2 separate regions of the Homo sapiens genome follow, and region 1 is linked to region 2. A link is an interaction called in ENCODE POLR2A ChIA-PET data of the cell type or tissue named here. Cell type or tissue: OCI-LY7. All regions are shown on one strand. Links, peaks and the distances in the headings refer to the core of each region. The heading gives the core; the rest is flanking DNA.

Region 1 (11,285 bases), core at 2,701-7,700, 750 kb after region 2:
AAGCTAGCCAGAATAAGAGGAAAGGAGGAATGACGCTTTGAGAAAACCCAAACATTAGACATTCTCACCCAGGCCACTCCTTTCTACCCTGCCTGTATGGGTTTCATCTCAAATAAAAAGGCTTTTATCTAAATGTAAGCTTGTAAACCCAATTCAGGTTCCAGCCAAGGATGCTTATAGGCATACTCCTCCCAGAAAGTATACTGTAGCTGTGTATCTCAGGATAAAGTGGAATATCTATCCATAAAGCCTATTCTCATTACCAATGCTGAGATTCAACACCATCTCTAATTTCTGATTATTGTGTTATTTGTGATCCACATTAAAGATTCTATTTCTGTACATAGTGCAGGGAAGGGCATGGAAAGTTTATACATATTTAAAATCATTTCTGAAAAGATGAGTAAGCAATAGTATTAAAGAAAATTTTGGAGAGAAAAACCACCAAAAATTCCACTGTCTTAAAATGATTTCATTTTCACATTATCTTCCAGTCTTTGTCCATATTCATTCATATTTTAGGGAGGCAGTGTGCCTACGATTTTGACCTACCATAAACATTTCTCCTCATTTCTATAGTTATCATAATTACCAGTTTGTTTGTTTGTTTTGAAACAGAGTTTCACTCTTGTTGCCCAGGATGGAGTGCAATGGCGCAGTCTCAGCTCACTGCAACCTCTGCCTCCCCGGTTCAAGCGATTTTCCCTCCTCAGCCTCTGGAGTAGCTGGGATTATGGGCATGCACCACCTCGCCTGGCTAATTTTGTATTTTTAGTAGAGATGGGGTTTCTCCATGTTGGTAAGGCTGATCTCAAACTCCCTACCTCAGGTGATCTGCCCGCCTCGGCCTCCCAAAGTGTTGGGATTACAGGAGTGAGCCACCGTGCCCAGCCCATAATTACTAGTTTTAACTGCTGCTTAATACTCCATTGTACTAATGAAACAATTTTCTGAACTTTTGGGAAAAATTATAACAGATTTACATAGTAACATAATTGCCACCTACAAATATATCATCCTTGTTCCCCCAAGAAACTCCAAATGTGTGTAATACAGAAGAGAAGCAAAAAGACTAAAATATTTGCTTACTTATTCAACAATTACTTACTGAATGCCTACTAAATGTCTGGCACTGATCCAGGCCCTGCCAATAGAGTAGTGAGGAAAAGACAAAAACCTCTGATTTCACAGAGCTTAGTTCACAATATAAAATCAAATAATAAACAGAGGCAGAAAGATTCTTAGACTTACTTTCTCAGGCTATAAAATGAATGATAAAGACAGAGCAAAACAAAATCCACTGTTTCTGACTCCTGTATACCCCTGTATATCACAAAGACATGGCTGTTTCTAATCCATATACTCTACTCAACTCCTCTGAGAGCAAGCACTAAATCCAGGGCCCAGTTTCTTCTAGATCAGAGGTTGGCAAACTTTTTCTATAAAGGGCCAGATAGTAGTAAGTATTTGGGGTTTTACAGTTCATAGAGTCTCTGCTGCAACTGCTTGACTCTGCCCATTGTGGGGTTCATGAAAGCAGCCATACACAACAATACATCAACAAATGGGTGTGGTTGTATTCCAGTAAAACTTTATTTACAAACACAGACTGAGAACAGGATTTGGGCTACAAACCATGGTTTGTCAACCCTGTTCTATAGGGTTCAAAATGACTACTATTAACCAGAAATAGAAGGAAGACACACGTGCTGTCCTCAACTGGAAAATTCCATTAAGTTTACCTCTGCCGTGACTGACATTTGCAATTTCCTTTCCGCCCAATGCCACAGCCCTAAATCAGACTTTTATTACCTTTCACTTACACACGGTCCCTGATTTTCCATGTGTTATTCCCTCTATCTGAATTCCCTTCCTCCCATTCACCATCTATTAAAATCTTCTCTTTGTAAATTCCAACTAAAGTGACTGCAAATCAGATAAAATTAAGGACTTACTATTATTTTAGGAGAGATAATGGTATTGTGGTTATGTATTTTTTAAAGTGTCCCTATCTTTTGAAGATACATATTGAAATTATTACAAAAGAAATGTGATGATGACTGGGATTTGCTTCAAGATAATCTGGGGGTGGGAGTGGGGGGAGGGGATGGGGGCACAGATAAAACAGCACTGCCCCTGAGCTGATAATAAAGCAGGGTGGTGAGTACACAGGGATTCATCACACACCTTTCTCTATTTTTGTATATTTAAAAAATTTTCCAGCTGGGCACACTGGCTCATGCCTGTAATCCCAGCACTTTGGGAGGCTGAAGCGGATGGATCACTTGAAGTCAAGAGTTTGAGACCAGCCTGGCCAACATGGTGAAACCCCGTCTCCACTAAAAAAAATACAAAAATCAGCTGGGCGTGGTGGTGCACACCTGTAATCCCAGCTACTGGGGAGGCTGAGGTAAGAGAAACACTTGAACTCAGGAGGTGGAGGCTGCAGTGAGATGAGATTGTGCCACTGCACTCCAGCCCCAGATTCCGCCTCAAAAAAAAAAAAAAAAAAAAAAAAAAATTCCAAACAAAAAACTGAAAAGAAAAATTCCAGGTCAAATGCCAGATTCCAAAGGGACTAATGCCCTTTTCTCCTAAATTACCCCACATGTAACTCTAGTTGTTACTTATTTCAATCTGCTCTGTCTTGCAGTGAGCTGTAGATACCAAGATGGGGAGCTCTCTAAGGACAGGCCTGAGCCACCCACATCCTTGCAGCTTTCTCCATGTACTTTACATATAATTGACACCCCACTGTTGAACTTATCTGAAAAAAGACCAAACCAAACAGAATACAGGGAAAACCAACAAGAGGAATACCTTTCACTCACTTCCCCTAATCAAAATTAAATCTTAAGGACGTTTATCATTTCAACTGTGCCATTTATATAAAACTCACAGGTTGGCCAGGCTTGGTGGCTCATGCCTGTAATCCCAGCACTTTCAGAGGCCAAGGCAGATGGATCACTTCAGGTCAGGAGTTCCAGAGCAGCCTGGCCAACATGGTAAAACCCATTCTCTACTAAAAATACAAAAATTAGCTGGGCGTGGTGGCACGTGCCTTTAATCCCAGCTACTCGGGAAGCTGAGGCAGGAGAATGGCTTGAACCTGGGAGGTGGAGGTTGCAGTGAGCTGAGATCGTGCCACTGTACTCCAGCCTGGGACACAGAGTAAGATCTGTCTCCAAAATAAATAAAATGAAATAAATAAAAATAAATAAAACTCACAGGTCATCTCACTCCGAGGTTCAGTAATCCAACCTACAAAGAGAAAATAACAACCATTTCCCTCAATTTTCCTACAGCCAGTGGGGCATGGGGAGAGCAGTATTTTTATTCCTAAAAAGATGACATTATTATTTTACACTGATTTCAAGGCCACCAGTATTTTTAATAATAATAGTAAACTTGGCTGGGCACAGTGATTCAGGCCTGTAATCTCAGCATTTTAGGAGGCCAAGGTAGACAGATCACTTGAGGTCAGGAATCCCAGACCAGCCTGGCCAACATGGTGAAACCCCTTCTGTACTAAAAACAGAAAAATTAGCCTGGCGTGGTGGTATGCACCTGTAGTCCCAGCTGCTTGGGAGGCTGAGACAGGAGACTCGCTTGAACCTGGGAGGCGGAGGTTGCAGTGAGCCGAGATCGCACCACTGCCCTCCAGCCTGGGTGAGAGAGTGAGACCCGTCTCAAAATAAAAAATAAAATAATAATAATAATAATAATAATAGTAAATCCGATGGATGCAGAGTGGTTATCAGGGTCAGAATCACGTGTCTGTCCTGTTCATTCTGCATCCCTTTTCTAGCTGTACTGTGGATCTCCTCTGTAACATAAAAGGGGCAAATAAATCCTTCTTCAGCCATTCAATTGAACTAATTATTACACGTGGCCTAGGTTGGTTTGACTTGGAGAAGAGATCAAGGATGTTCCCATCAGGTAGCTCTGGTTTCAAATTTTAAATGCCTTCAATGCCTCAGAAAGACTAGCAAACTCACATTGTTATATTTAGCAAAAGATTCCTTCAGCCCACACCATATAAAATGAAAATAAAAACTCTCCTTCTAAAAAACTGGCAGCTTTTTAAAGATCAGAACTTAATGCATCAAGTATAAATACACTGGACCCTGGTCTGGAATGAAAATATTTCAGTCACTGTCTGGGCCCACCACTAACAGCAAGTGATGCTAAGCGAGACAGAGCTCTCCCCCCAGTAACCGTCTCCCTTTATAGCTTTGTCTATCAACTCCAGTCCTATCCTTGGACTCACTCCCTGCTCCTATGTATTCAACTGCCTGGTAGGTAATTTTAGTGCATATAAAAAAATACTCATTTCCCCGCTAAAACCAACCAACACACCTCCCCACCACCATTTTCCCAACTTCCCACCCACTTCGATGACACATCAGGTTGAAGACCCCAGGAATACCTAGCACTCCTCCTCTTTCTCTTTCCTGACTACCCTTTCTTTGAAGCCTGTCCCTCTCTATTCCTACCCCGTCATGATCAAATAACCAAATCAGAAAACAGAGTATGTGCAGCATCTAAAAAGAACAAATTAGAATGAAACCTCTTGATTTATAGGGATTTCTCCAAGGTGTTCAGAAAAACAGGATGCAAAAATTAGTTTCAATGTGATTCTATTTTTTAAAAACAAGATTCCCAACCCACTGTATGTATGTGTATATACATTTCTGTATCACACAAGAATGAACAAAAGCATGAACGGACGCATACATGAGTTAGCTTGCAGCAGGGTTCTGTAAAAAGAGAAAGTGAAAAGAAAAGGAAATGGGGCAAGCATACCTATATACCAGTAGATGTAAGTGTTTAAAACTTTTAAAAAAAATGAATTAAAAATACTGAACGAATGCAACTGTACAAATGAATCTTCCATTCTTCCAGAAAATAGTATATTTTTAAATTCTGTGCCAGTCTTAAAACATATCTATAAATTCTTTAACAGTCCTCTCATGAAAAAGTGGAAACAAATTACCCTCCCCCTGAATATGGCTGGCTTTAGTGACTTCCTTCTAACCAGCAGAATGCAGTAGAAATGAGGCCATGTGACTCTCCACGCTGGAGGAGGACAGGCACTGAGGCTTCCGCCAGCTCGCTCTTGCTTGTGTGATGCCTGCCCTTGGAACCCAGCCACCGTACCGTGAGGAAGCCAAGCAGCCACGTGGAAAGGCCATAACAGGTGTTCCAGCCACAGTTCTCATGGAGGTCCCAGCTAATAGCTGGCATCAGCTGCCAGACATCACACGGTGAGGGAGACTGCACAAGATTCTAGCCTCCGCCCCTGGATGCTCCAACTTTGAACCAGCCCACCTCACTTGAGTGCCGCAGAGAGAATTGAGTATTATTGCTGAACTCTGCCCAAAGTGCAGTTTGTATGCAAAATAGTTCTTCCCTTATTTTAAGTGATAACTTTTGGAGAGACTTTTTTACACAACAGTAGATAATGGAACAAATACTACTTATGATTTTGCAGAGTAAATCGGCTTCTCGCTTTCCACCTCTATTGTCTTATGAGTCACTGTTATGAAGTTTACACGTCTGTTTTCCTGCTTCCACCTACTAGTGCTCAAGGACGCAGGGTGCTGAGGCAGGGGTGTGAGGGCACGTGCAGATGTGGTAGACAGAAGGCAAGGTCAGGGTAGGTGAAAGACCAGTTACAAGGAGCAAATAAGTAAATATACTGAGAATAGTGAAAGCCAGGTTTCTTCCAAGTACCTCTTGGAAGAGGTACTTACAAACATGCAAAGGGCTTAGGCTGGAGAGAACCCTAAAATGTTACATTGGAATTTAAGAGATCAGTCTGAATACATGGTTTTTAAGATATATAAAGAAAAAGGCAGGCGTGGTGGCCCACGCCTGTAATCCCAGCACTTTGGGAGGCCGAGGCGGGCAGATCACCTGAGGTCAGGAGTTCGAGACCAGCCTGACCAACATGGCGAGACCACGTCTCTACTAAAAATACAAAATTAGCTGGGTGTGCTGGCGGATGTCTGTAATCCCAGCTACTCAGGGGGCTGAGGGAGGAGAACTGCTTGAACCCAGGAGGCGGAGGTTGCAGTGAGCCGAGGTTGCAGCAAGCCAAGGTTGTGGTGAACCGAGATTGCGCCATTGCACTCCAGCCTGGGCAACAAGAGCAAAATTCCATCTCAAAAAACAAAAACAGATATAGGCCAGGCATGGTGGCTCATGCCTATAATCCCAGCATTTTGGGAGGCCAAGGTGGGTAGACCACTTGAGCTCAGGAGTTCAAGACCAGCCTGAATAACATGGCAAAATCCCAACTCTACAAAAAATACAAAAATTAGCTGGGTATGGTGGCACATGTCTGTGGTCCCAGCTACTCGGGAGGCTGAGGTGGGAGGATGACTTGAGCCCAGGAGGCGGAGGTTGCAGTGAGCTGATATCGAGCGACTGTACTCCAGCCTAGGAGACAGAGCCAGACCCTGCCCTCAAAACCCCCCCAAAAAAGAAAATGATATAGAAAGTGATAGGCTGGGCACGGTGGCTTATGCCTGTACTCCCAGCACTTTGGGAGGCCGAGGAGGGTGGATCACGAGGTCAGGAGATTGAGAACATCCTGGCTAACACAGTGAAACCCCATCTCTACTAAAAATACAAAAAAATTAGCCGAGTGTGGTGGTGGGCGCCTGTAGTCCCAGCTACTCGGGAGGCTGAGGCAGGAGAATGGAGTGAACCTGGGAGGCGGAGCTTGTAGTGACCAGAGATTGTGCCAATGCACTGCAGCCTGGGCGACAGAGCGACACTCTGTCTCAAAAATAAATAAATAAATAAATCAATAACTATTAGCCCGGTGTGGTGTCATGCACCTGTAGTACCAGCTACTTTGGAGGCTGAGGCAGGAGAACTGCTTGAGCCCTGGAGGCGGAGGTTGCAGTGAGCTGAGATTGTGCCACTGCATTCCAGCTTGGGCTACAGAGTGAGACTCCATTGAAAAGGGAAGGGAAAAGGGAAAAAAGAAAAGGAAAAGAAAAGAAAAACAATGGCATTACAGTAAGAAAAACAGAGATACCTGGAAGACACCAACATGAGCAGGTGATGAGGGCCAACAACAGCAGTAACAGGGCTGGTTAACAGAATGTGCCCCTTGATGTGATGTGCTGAGACTATTACAGCATCATTTTTGTGATACTTTTGCCAAGAAATCATGACCTGAATTTGGTCATAAGGAAATACTATAAGATCCGCCTTGCCAATCACCCTACAGGATATCTAACGGTTGTGGACAAGAACAACCGGGATGACAAAGGATGATCCCAGACTGGAGGGTGTGAAGAGACGCTGACAGCTAGGTGCAATGCACACTCCTCCCTGGGATTCTGGGACAAAACAGAAATGAGATATAGTTGGGGCAGCAAACTGTGAATGGGGTCAATAGATTGGACAATAGGGTTTTATCACTGCAAATTGTCTGACTTAAAGGAGTATGTAGTGGTTATTTGGGAGTGCCCTTAACTGGCGGAAAATAAACACTGAAATATTTAAGGGTGCTAGGATAGCATGTGCATAACATGGTCTCAAATGACCCAGAAAAAACTGATTTAGAGAGAGAAATAGTACAATAGAGTAAATGCAGTAAAACGTGAACAGTTTGGAAATCTGCATGAGGTGAGAGGAATGTGCAAGTTCCTCCCCATCACAGACTAGAAGAAAACTCTATCAGATACACACACAAACATACAACACACATTCATGCAGAGACACACACACACACATCTGATAAAGAACTTAACCCGTCATATATAAAGAACTTCTACAAATAAATTATAAAAAGACAAACATATTGATTATTCTTACTCTTATTATTTTTATTATTTTTGAGACGGAATCTCACTCTGTAGCCCAAGCTGGAGTGTGGTGGCATGATCTGGGCTCACTGAAACTTCCATCTCCCGAGCTCAAGTGATTCTTGCGCCTCAGCCTCCTGAGTAGCTGGGACTACAGGCGCCCACCACCATGCCCAGCTAATTTTTTGTATCTTAGTAGAGACGAGGTTTCACCATGTTGCCAGGGTGGTCTCAAACTCCTGAGCTCAGGCGATCCACCCACCTTGGCCCCCAAAGTGCCGGGATTACAGGTGTAAACCACCATGCCCAACCTACCTATTTTTAAAATAAGAAAAAGACTTGAACAGATACTTCGCAAAAGAAGGTATCCAAATGTCCAATTAGCAGGTATTCAATGTCATTAGGGAAATGCAAATTAAAGCCTCAGAGTTTCCATTTCATGCCCACTAACATGGCTAAAATCTAAAAGACAGGCACTAAATGTCGGTGGAGATACAGGGCAACAGGAACTATATTGCTCGTATTAGTTATCCACTGTAGCATAATAATACTAGCAAAGCTTAGCAGCAGCTTAAACTAATGCATGTTTATTATCTCACAGATTCTATAGGTCAAAAGCCCAGGCACAGTTTAGCTGGGTCCTCTATAAGGTGCCACCAAGGTACTGGCTGAGACTATGGTCTCATCTGAGAACTGAGTGGGATAGGATCTGTTTCCAAACACACATGGTTGTTGGCAACACTCAATTCCTTGTGGGCTGCTGGACTGAGGGCCACAGTCTCTTGCTGGCTGTGGGTTTGAAGCTGCCCTGAGCTCCCTGCCACAGGGCCGTCTCCATAGGCAGCTCACAACACAGCACCAAAGCCAGCAAGGGAGAGAGTCTCCTCACAAGATGAGCATTACGATCTGACTGGGAATAATCAGGTATGCATGACCATACACATCCTGTCACCTCTGCCATATTCTATCAGTGAGGAGTCAATCACAGGTCCCACCTGCACCCAAGGGCACAGGACTACTAGGCCATAAATACCAGGGGGTATTTATCATGGGGGCCACTTCAGAATCTGTCTGCCTCAGTTAGTGGGAATGCAAACTGATACAATCACTTTGAAAAAATTGGCAGTTTCTTACAAAGTTTAAACATACACCTACTCTAAGACACACCATTCCACTCCAACATATGTACCCCCAAAGAAATGAAAATGGGGCTGGGCGTGGTGGCTCATGCCTGTAATCCCAGCACTTTGGGAGTGTGAGGCAATAGGATTCCACAAAGCCAGGAGTTCAAAACTGGCATGGGCAACAAAGCGAGACTGTCTCTACATTAAAAAAAAAAAAAAGAGAGAGAGAGGGAGAAATGAAAATGTATGTCTGTAAAAACACCTGTGTAAGAATGTTCACAGCGGCTGGGCGCGGTGCTCAGGCCTGTAATCCCAGCACTTTGGGAGGCCGAGGTGGGCAGATCATCTGAGGTCAGGAGTTTGAGACCAGCCTGACCAACATGGAGAAACCCCGTCTCCACAAAATAAAAAAAATTAGCCAGGCATGGTGGCGCATGCCTGTAATCCCAGCTACAAGGGAGGTTGAGGCAGGAGAATCGCTTGAACCCGGGAGGCAGAGGTTGCAGTGAGCCAAGATCACGCCATTGCACTCCAGCCTGGGCAACAAGAGTGAAACTCCCGTCTCAAAAAAAAAAAAAAAAATTCATAGCAACTTTATTCATAAAAGCTAAAAGCTGTAAAGAACCTATATGTCCATCAACAGGAGAATGGATATGCAAATTATATCATGTTTCAATGAAATACTTGGAAATAAAAAAGAATGAACTACTAGCTGGGCGCAGTGGCTCACACCTCTAATTCCAGCACTTCGGGAGGCTGAGGCAGGTGGATCACTTGAGCTTGGGAAGTTAAGGCTGCAGTGAGCCATCACTGTACTCCAGCCTTGGTGACACAGCGAAACACCCTACATCAAAAAAAAAAAAAAAAAAAAAAAAGAAAGAAAAAGATAAAAAGAAAACCAGGCATGGTGGCTCACTTGAGGGCAGGAGTTCAAGACCAGCCTGGGCAATTGGCAAAACCCCGTCTCTACTAAAATAAAAAAATTAGCTGAGCATGGTAGTGCATGCCTGTAATCCCAGTTGCTTAGAAGGCTGAGGCAGAAGAATTCCTTCAACCTGGGAGGTGGAGGTTGCAGTGAACTCAGATCACGCCATTGCATTTCAGCCTGGGCAACAGAGTGAGACTCTATCTCAAAAATTTAAAAAAAAAAAAGAAGAAATTACAAACTTATTGGGAAAATGTGGGTGCTGATGAAAAAGCCAAACAGTTTTCGACAGCTGGAATTCACCAGATAATACCTAAAGATTGTTTTCTAAATAAGTCTGTAAAACTACGTGACTCTCTAAAATATATGTATAACTTTGATTAAAAATAAAAGCAATAATGAGGCCGGGCGTGGTGGCTCACGCCTGTAATCCCAGCACTTTGGGAGGCCAAGGCGGGTGGATCACTTGAGGTCAGGAGTTCGAGACCATCCTGGCCAACATGGTGAAACTCCGTCTCTACTAAAAATACAAAAATTAGCCAGGCATGGTAGCATGTGCCTGTAACCCCTGCTGTTCAGGAGGCTGAGGCAGGAGAATCACTTGAATCCAGGAGATTGAGTTCGTAGTGAGTGGAGATCACATCACTGCACTCCAGACTGGGCAACAGAGTAAGTCTCCGTCTCAAAACAACAACAATTCTCTTTGAAGCAATTGTGAATGGGAGTTCACTCATGATTTGGCTCTCTGTTTGTCTGTTATTGGTGTGTAAGAATGCTTGTGATTTTTGTACATTGATTTTGTATCCTGAGACTTTGCTGAAGTTGCTTATCAGCTTAAGGAGATTTTGGGCTGAGACAATGGGGTTTTCTAGATATACAATCATGTCATCTGCAAACAGGGACAATTTGACTTCCTCTTTTCCTAACTGAATACCCTTTATTTCCTTCTCCTGCCTAATTGCCCTGGCCAGAACTTCCAACACTATGTTGAATAGGAGTGGTGAGAGAGGGCATCCCTGTCTTATGCCAGTTTTCAAAGGGAATGCTTCCAGTTTTTGCCCATTCAGTATGATATTGGCTGTGGGTTTGTCATAGATAGCTCTTATTATTTTGAGATACGTCCCATCAATACCTAATTTATTGAGAGTTTTTAGCATGAAGGGTTGTTGAATTTTGTCAAAGGCCTTTTCTGCATCTATTGAGATAATCATGTGGTTTTTGTCTTTGGTTCTGTTTATATGCTGGATTACATTTATTGATTTGTGTATATTGAACCAGCCTTGCATCCCAGGGATGAAGCCCACTTGATCATGGTGGATAAGCTTTTGGATGTGCTGCTGGATTCGGTTTGCCAGTATTTTATTGAGGATTTTTGCATCGATGTTCATCAAGGATATTGGTCTAAAATTC
Region 2 (8,559 bases), core at 438-5,437:
ATGTCTGTTGGGATGAGGCACGAGAATCGCATTAACCAGGGAGCCACAGGTTGCAGTGAGCTGAGATTGTGCCACTGAATTCCAGCCTGGGCGACACACTTTGTCTCAAAAAAAAAGTTTTCATTCACTCTAAATATAGATGTTTACCAGCATCCACCATGGCCACCCAGTGCTGGGAGCCGGGTTCATCAGGAACCAGATGGGCCTGGTTCCTGCCCCCATAGAGCTTACAGTATGGAGGAGAGGATGGGCAACCCGACAGTCACAAAGGGGAGACTCAGTGGGGACCCTCCACATGACTCGGTGATGCAGAACGGTTATGACCTTCAGCGTGTGTCTGTGAACACAAGGGTCCCAGCAACAGTGTGGGTCTGCGCTCAGCCCTGCCCGTGCAGGTTCCTCAGCGGCCTGCTGGAAAGGTGAGCATCAGCTCTGCCGAGGGTGTGAGGACAGGGCGAAGGCCTCCAAGGGTCCTTCTCACTCTGCGCGCTCGGGGCTCTTTGGATGGTTTCATTAGCTGCCTCCCTTCTCCAGTGCCATGCCTTGGCCCAGCTGAAATGTCAGCATCTCTTCAGGAGAGGCAGGGGCGAGGCTCAGGGGCAGACAGGCACAGCACTGCTGGCGGGGTCCCACTCTGTGGTGAGCACCTGACAGGCTGGTGGGGGAGGCACCCTTCCTGTCCAGGCCTCCAGGTAATAGGAGCCTAAGAGACGGAGAGCTCAGAGGAGTCTGGGTGGCCTTGAGTCCCTGTTGAAGGTGCCGACAGGGATCATGAATAAGTGACGCGTGGAGGTGTTTTCTTCGCGGTGGAAGCCAGGGCTGTCGCTACACAGCCACAGGCCATGCTTTCACAGGTCTTGGAGCACCTGTCACAGTGCTGGCTCGCATGTCCCCGTTTAAGTCATACTCACCCTGGCCCAGCCTCATGTTGTCACCCAGGCATTTAATGAGTGGAACCGAGGGCCCCTGTGCACAAAGTGCACTGACACATGCCTCAGGCAGCACCCTGCCCCCAAGGGTTCCCAGGCAGACAAGCAGAGGATGAAGCCGATGGGTGTGCTTGCCCACAGCGGGTTCCTCAGGGGACTGCTGGAAAGGTGAGTGTCAGCTCTGCCGAGGGTGTGAGGACAGGGCGAAGGCCCTTGAGAAGTTCAGGGAGAGCTTCCCAGGCAGGTGCAAAGGTGTGGAGCGCAAGGCAAGTTTGATGTGGCTGGAGGTGGCCACAATGAGGAAGGCGGTGGAGGGTGTGGCCTGGAGATGGAGAAGAGGTCACAAGGTCCCAAAATGGCCGTGGTCGAATCCTCTGGCTTGACCAGTGGCATGGGAGGAGTGGGTGATGAGGGTGATGGGATGCAGGTTTTGGTAACTGGGGGGACAGTGGGGCACCCACTGGGCACAGGAGGACTGGGTGCATAGGCAGGAAGCTGGCCGTGGACTTGCTGAACTTATGCGAGGGGTGAACAAGGAAAGGCCCGGGAGGCAGTTGCACCTCTGGGTCTTGCCCTGGAGGCAGAGCCTGTCACTGGCGCCACAGCCCCGGGACGGGGCCTCCTGGGGAGCATGTGGTGTGTGAGGAGCTGGGGAGGAAGAGGACAGGAGAGCAAGATGGCTTGGAAGCCCAGGGAACGAGCAGCAAGGCGGGAGCATGCCCGCTGGACTCAGCTGGGAGGAGTGACTTAGAGTGCCAGAGTGTGGTCTGTTGCGGTCAAGGCCCTCTTTCGAGAAGCGTGGACGAGGGGCAAGGGTGACTGCTGTGGGCCACGCTGCTGGAGAAAAAGGCTGAGCCCTGTTCTAGGCTGCGGGGAGGCAGGAAGGGTGGCCTTCAGCACATGCTTTGGTGTAAACAAGTATGGAGGGAGCAGGCCCAGCCCGTGACAGCTTAGGGGGCTCTGCTGGAGTGAGGAGAGGGCTGAGGGACGGGGAAGTGCCCCTCTGCAGGGAGGCCCAGAAGCTGTGCTGGCCCAGGGCAGCATCTTCAGCCTTTTCTCTTTCAGCCTTTTCTCCTCTGCCTTCCCTGTCTGTGCTGCATGGTGACCCCCTCCCACCCGCCTCTGTCCTGCAGACCAACATCGCCTTCCTGCAGAATGTGCTCAACAACCAGCAGTTCCTGGCAGGCACTGTGGACACCCAGTTCATCGACGAGAACCCAGAGCTGTTCCAGCTGCGGCCTGCACAGAACCGGGCCCAAAAGCTGTTGCACTACCTCGGTCTGGCCCGAGACTGCCCTGCCCTGCCCTCCCCTCCCCTCCGCTCTCCAATCTCTTGCTCCTACCTCCTTGCCACTCCCCATGACCAAAGAACTCCTTAGTGCCCCCTGCCCCTCACCCCTGCCCTCATTCTGGCCCTGCGTCCTCTTGTCCTGCACCCTGCCATTCACTGCTCTCCTTGCTTCTGATCTGAGAGACCCCACCTTTCCATCCACGTGGTCCTCAAGACGTCCCCACTGCCTGTACCCAGGAGGCCCTGGCTTTGGAGAGGACAGGGGCCAGCTGGAAGCCCGGGGATCCTGGAGGGATGTGTCCCTGTCCCTGAGCCCAGCCACTCTCACTGCTGCCCTCGACTCAGCCTCTGCCCAGCCCACCCTGACCCACTGCCCGCTTTCTCCCCAGGCCATGTCATGGTAAACGGTCCAACCACCCCGATTCCCGTCAAGGCCAGCCCCAGCCCCACGGACCCCGTTGTCCCTGCAGTGCCCATAGGTAGGTGAGATCCATTCTGTCAACTCATGGGGGAGACAGGAGGTTGCCACCTGCAGGATGGGCACCAATGCCCCTGTCTACCCTAGGCCCGCCCCCGGCTGGTTTCAGAGACATCCTGCTGCGAGAGGGGCCTGAGGGCTTTGCTCGAGCTGTGCGGAACCACCCGGGGCTGCTGCTGATGGACACGACCTTCAGGGACGCCCACCAGTCACTGCTGGCCACTCGTGTGCGCACCCACGATCTCAAAAAGATCGCCCCCTATGTTGCCCACAACTTCAGCAAGCTCTTCAGCATGGAGAACTGGGGAGGTAGGCTGGCATGCTGCGCAGCGCCTGGTAGGAATGGGCGCCCGCTCTGTGGCCAGTCCCACAGGCTTAGGCCACTGGGGACAAGCTAGAGACGCTGACACGAAGAACACCAAAGAGGAAGGACCGAAGAAGGCACAGCGCCCTCTCCGGCCAGGCCTGGTGCCGGCACGAGGTTGCAGAGCTGAGACCAGGTGCATCCTGGGAGGTCCAGGGTCAGGAGGAGACACCTGCCTGTTAATTATAGCACAGAGAGGTAGAGGAGAAGATGGGATTATAAAGGGGGCATAGAAGGGACACAAATGAGCCTGGTCTCCCCCTTAGAGATCAGACAAGGGAAAAATCTGTGGGGGTTGGAGCAGGGAACACAGGTATGGCGAAGATGAGCAGGACCTGGTATTGGGGCCAGAGGCTTGTGCTGCAGAGCTAGCTCCAAGGCCTGGTGGAGTTCCCCAGGCATGCAGAGCTGATCTGGGCCTCTCGGTTCCTGTGCAGGAGCCACGTTTGACGTCGCCATGCGCTTCCTGTATGAGTGCCCCTGGCGGCGGCTGCAGGAGCTCCGGGAGCTCATCCCCAACATCCCTTTCCAGATGCTGCTGCGGGGGGCCAATGCTGTGGGCTACACCAACTACCCAGACAACGTGGTCTTCAAGTGAGCCTGGGGTGGGGTGGGCAGACGCTACCTGGTGTGGCCCAGAGGGTACCGAGCCATGTCGTGATGGCCTCTGTTCTCCACGGTCAGCCTGACACCAAGTCTCTCTGTGGCCACACGCAGCAGGGGCTGCTGTTTGGAAATATCGAGAAGTGTAAAATTGGAGTTGCAGAACCAGACAGGCTTCTAAATCACTCCCTCACTCCTGGGGCAGTGGAAGGTCTGAGACTTGCCTGGGTCACTCGGTGCAGGGCTGGGATTGGAACCCAGGCCTCAAGACTCCTTGCTCAGTACCCTCTTCCACAGCCTGCCACTGGCCTAGCTGATCCTCCAGGGCCTGGTCCACACTTGTGTGGCCACCCCCCGCCTGTGGATGCCACACCCCCTGCCAGGCGAGACCCTCAGATCTCATTCCCCAGGGGCCATAGAGTGGGTCAGGAAGGAGCCAGGGAAGACTGTTCAGAGGGAGGTGGGGTGGGGCTCAGCCCTGGGCTCTCTCACCCTTGCAGGTTCTGTGAAGTGGCCAAAGAGAATGGCATGGATGTCTTCCGTGTGTTTGACTCCCTCAACTACTTGCCCAACATGCTGCTGGGCATGGAGGCGGCAGGAAGTGCCGGAGGCGTGGTGGAGGCTGCCATCTCATACACGGGCGACGTGGCCGACCCCAGCCGCACCAAGTACTCACTGCAGTACTACATGGGCTTGGCCGAAGAGCTGGTGCGAGCTGGCACCCACATCCTGTGCATCAAGGTGCCTGGGCCACTTGTCCGTCCCTCCCTCTCTGCCCCGGCCATGTCCCCGCCACCCACAGGCACACATCCTGCCCTCTCTACCATCTCTCTCTCTCTCTCTCCCACTTCCCCCAGGACATGGCCGGGCTGCTGAAGCCCACGGCCTGCACCATGCTGGTCAGCTCCCTCCGGGACCGCTTCCCCGACCTCCCACTGCACATCCACACCCACGACACGTCAGGGGCAGGCGTGGCAGCCATGCTGGCCTGTGCCCAGGCTGGAGCTGATGTGGTGGATGTGGCAGCTGATTCCATGTCTGGGATGACTTCACAGCCCAGCATGGGGGCCCTGGTGGCCTGTACCAGAGGGACTCCCCTGGACACAGGTAGGAAGAACAGCAGCCCGTGGCCACACCCCTCTCAAAGCCGCAGCCACCACCAGTCCCAGTAGTGTTGGACCTGCCTAGGATCCAGATGCCCTGCTCTGGCCTTGCCGCCTTCTGTCACCTGAGTCAGACATGGGACCTGAGCTAGCCCTGGGTCCTGGAAGAGTCACACATTTCTAAGGCCTCCTCTGACTCTGGCCTCCCTGCAGAGGTGCCCATGGAGCGCGTGTTTGACTACAGTGAGTACTGGGAGGGGGCTCGGGGACTGTACGCGGCCTTCGACTGCACGGCCACCATGAAGTCTGGCAACTCGGACGTGTATGAAAATGAGATCCCAGGGGGCCAGTACACCAACCTGCACTTCCAGGCCCACAGCATGGGGCTTGGCTCCAAGTTCAAGGAGGTCAAGAAGGCCTATGTGGAGGCCAACCAGATGCTGGGCGATCTCATCAAGGTGAGCCCGGCCCGGTGCTCCTTACCTGACCCAGCCCTGCATGCACCTGCCACTGGCCTCCTTGAGGTGCCTGGCACCCTAACCTCCAGGGCCTTCTCCTCAGGTGACGCCCTCCTCCAAGATCGTGGGGGACCTGGCCCAGTTTATGGTGCAGAATGGATTGAGCCGGGCAGAGGCCGAAGCTCAGGCGGAAGAGCTGTCCTTTCCCCGCTCCGTGGTGGAGTTCCTGCAGGGCTACATCGGTGTCCCCCATGGGGGGTTCCCCGAACCCTTTCGCTCTAAGGTAGGGAAGGCCCAGCATGGTGTGAGGGTGGGGGCTGGATGCAGGACTTGGGACTGATCCTCTGCTTTGCTCCCCAGGTACTGAAGGACCTGCCAAGGGTGGAGGGGCGGCCTGGAGCCTCCCTCCCTCCCCTGGATCTGCAGGCACTGGAGAAGGAGCTGGTAGACCGGCATGGGGAGGAGGTGACGCCGGAAGATGTGCTCTCAGCAGCTATGTACCCCGATGTGTTTGCCCACTTCAAGGACTTCACTGCCACCTTTGGCCCCCTGGATAGCCTGAATACTCGCCTCTTCCTGCAGGGACCCAAGATCGCAGAGGAGTTTGAGGTCAGTGGCTCTGGCGCTTCTCCACACTCCACCCTGGCCCCCTGCCCCAGAGCTCTGGAGTTTAGCTTGGCTGTCACCCAGCCTCGCAAGCTTTGGGAGCAGAAAGGACCCTTGAGACCGGGAGCTAGGCCTTTAGGAACGAGGAGCCAAGGCCCAGTGTGGGGACTTCCTATGGCCAGGGCCGGGGGACTGCTCTCCCACCTTGGCGTCCAGCTCTGAGTCTGCACACCCTCCCTGCAGGTGGAGCTGGAGCGGGGCAAGACGCTGCACATCAAAGCCCTGGCCGTGAGCGACCTGAACCGGGCCGGCCAGAGGCAGGTCTTCTTTGAGCTCAATGGGCAGCTGCGGTCCATCTTGGTCAAGGACACCCAGGCCATGAAGGTATTGTCTCCCCCAGGGCCAGCCAGGCGGTGGGGCTTGGCTGGGCCCAGGATGTCATGTCCCCTCTGCCCTGTGTCTTCAGGAGATGCACTTCCACCCCAAGGCCCTAAAGGACGTGAAGGGCCAGATCGGGGCGCCCATGCCTGGGAAGGTGATAGACATCAAAGTGGTGGCAGGGGCCAAGGTGGCCAAGGGCCAGCCCCTGTGTGTGCTCAGTGCCATGAAGATGGAGACTGTGGTGACCTCACCCATGGAGGGTACTGTCCGCAAGGTTCATGTGACCAAGGACATGACACTGGAAGGTGACGACCTCATCCTGGAGATCGAGTGATCTTGCCCCAGACCGGCAGCCTGGCCATCCCCAAGCCTTCAACAGAAGCTGTGCTGCCACGGCAGGCCCAGGCCAGCCAGTGCCCGAGGCCAGGAAGGCCGGGCCGTGGAGGTCCTGTCCACAGCTGGACAGGAGAGACACCGCCTGCGGTGGTTCATTCCTTTCAGCCATCGTCCTTTCCTCCGGCGGACAGCTGCTTACATGTTCATCTCTTGCCAAATAAGGGTCCCCTCCTCACTGGAGACTACAAGTGGTGGGTCAGGTGGTCCTAGGACCCAGGGGAGGTTTAGGGGTCCTATCTCCTGGGGGAAGGGGAGATCTAAGATGTCCCAGGTCCTGGGAAGTTTACTCAATAAAGCTGGCTTTCCCCTGCCCTCCATGCTGGATCCTGTGCAGCCCCCAGCCTGCACCACTCAGCAGTGGGGGGCTGCCTTTCAAGCTCCCCATGGGTGGGCAGGTCAGTTGTGTCGTTCTCCTCAGAGGGTAGTGAGAATGACCATCGTGGCCCTGTTTTAAGTCACTATTGGGTGCCTACTGTGTATACTCCCCAAACAGGACTAGTAGTACTGAACTTGCTTGAGGGGTGGGGCCTGTTCTAAGTATTTAACACCTATTAACACAGGGAATTAACCTTCATCCTCTTATGGACACAGAAATCAAGTCACAGGAAGATTAAATAATTTGTCCAGGACTTCACAAGTAGTAAGAGAGAGAGATGAAACCCAGGCCGTTGGCAGACTCGCCTCCCAACCCCGCTGCTTTATTTTCTAAAACCCAAGGCCAGCGTCCCACCTCAGTTAGCAGGTAAATGCAAGCAGGTACCACCTTGTGGGCAGTGGGTAAGACCCTCGGGAATGGTGATCCGGGAGTCTTGTGTGTGCTCTGGATGTGAGAATGTTGGTGGGAGGTGAGGGGGAGCACCGGGTCCAGGGTCTCAGGTTCTAACCCTGCCACTCCCCATGACCACCCCTCCAGACTCCTGCTCAGTTCCCTTTCCTGCAGTGGGGACAGTAACCCTGCCTGCACCACTGCCCTCCTGCCCACCTGCCCACAGGTAGGGAGAGGATGGTGAAGGGAGCAGGAGGCTGGGCAGTTCCTGAGATGGAGGGGTGGGTGTGGGGAGGCCGATGCAGGAAATCAGCCTCTGGATGGGAAGCACCCAGCAGGCCTCTGCCCAGTGCTCCCAGAGCCAGTCCAACCTCTGGGATGGGCAACTCACAGTGGGCTTGAGCCTCTTCCTTTCTGGACCGCCATGTCCTAGATGTACCCCAGGAGGCAGATGACTGCGATGCTGCCCCTTCCATCCGGGTGGATGTCGTTGTCATGGCCAGCCTGCAGGCATCGTGGGGGAGTGACCGCACATCCTTTTTCCCTCAGTGGCCAGCCTCAGAGAAGGGACCTTGGGACAACCTCCTTGATTGGGGAATGGGACCTAAAGGGCTTTCTTCCCTCCCCCGCCCCCCCTGCCCCCCACCCCGGAGATGGAGTCTCGCTCTGTCACCCAGGCTGGAGTACAGTAGTGTGATTTTGGCTCACTGGAATCTGTGCCTCCCAGGTTCAAGTGATTGTCCTGCCTTAGCCTCCTGCCACCACGCCCCGCCTATGCCCGGCTAATTTTTTGTATTTTTAGTAGAGACGGGTTTCACCATGTTGGTCAGGCTGGTCTCGGACTCCTGACCTCAAGTAATCCAGGGCTAATACTCTTTCAGGAATCTAATTTTAAAAGAGCACAGGCAGGGAAACGAGAGCCCTTCCAAAAATGATGGAGAGCAGGCAGAACACTTGCAGGTGCCGAGAAGGACCCTGGAGTCACTGTGTTGCTTGGCAAAGTCCCTGCTGCCCTCAGGGCTGCAGCCTGTGTTCTGGGTTCCTCTGGGGCAGAGGTCAGAGGTGGAGAGAACCAGAAAAGCCTCTACTTATGGTGACTCAGGGACCTATTTCCTCTTGTGAAAAACAAGACTGGCAGACTGTGGAGGTCCTGGCAGAGGCTTCAGGCCAGTCATCTTCCCCTC

What was found. ChIA-PET counts read pairs that join two places held together with the same protein. Peaks named below come from ENCODE experiments on the same cell type or tissue, not always from the same donor. Only the 100,000 strongest peaks of a DNase experiment are listed, where the experiment ranks them.
Region 1: POLR2A ChIA-PET joins it to region 2 with 8 read pairs; 1 of 35 experiments calls an interaction of 5 or more read pairs at or near these places.

What each region holds. Positions count from the first base shown.
Region 1 is chr11:66,094,750-66,106,034 of GRCh38, reverse strand. All of the region lies in intron 1 of PACS1 (phosphofurin acidic cluster sorting protein 1), which reads right to left. Among named protein-coding and RNA genes, the nearest start is that of PACS1, 30 kb to the right of the region's middle. RefSeq lists a silencer at 4,982-5,061 and enhancers at 5,432-5,531, 4,704-5,611, 5,632-5,701, 5,612-6,521. In OCI-LY7, for the core only: no CTCF peak of the experiment used is centred there; DNase peaks (open chromatin) are centred at 4,764 and 5,104; H3K4me3 peaks cover 1,840 bases; H3K27ac peaks cover 2,050 bases.
Region 2 is chr11:66,846,887-66,855,445 of GRCh38, reverse strand. PC (pyruvate carboxylase) reads left to right here. Exons shown (of 23, transcript NM_001040716.2): 13 at 2,063-2,207; 14 at 2,610-2,699; 15 at 2,786-3,007; 16 at 3,500-3,656; 17 at 4,166-4,406; 18 at 4,523-4,772; 19 at 4,982-5,226; 20 at 5,330-5,509; 21 at 5,587-5,835; 22 at 6,076-6,216; 23 at 6,299-7,026. The coding sequence ends at 6,547. Among named protein-coding and RNA genes, the nearest start is that of LRFN4, 5.9 kb to the left of the region's middle. RefSeq lists enhancers at 4,044-4,622, 4,623-5,202. In OCI-LY7, for the core only: CTCF peaks have their summits at 2,959 and 3,159; DNase peaks (open chromatin) are centred at 3,175 and 3,515; H3K27ac peaks cover 359 bases.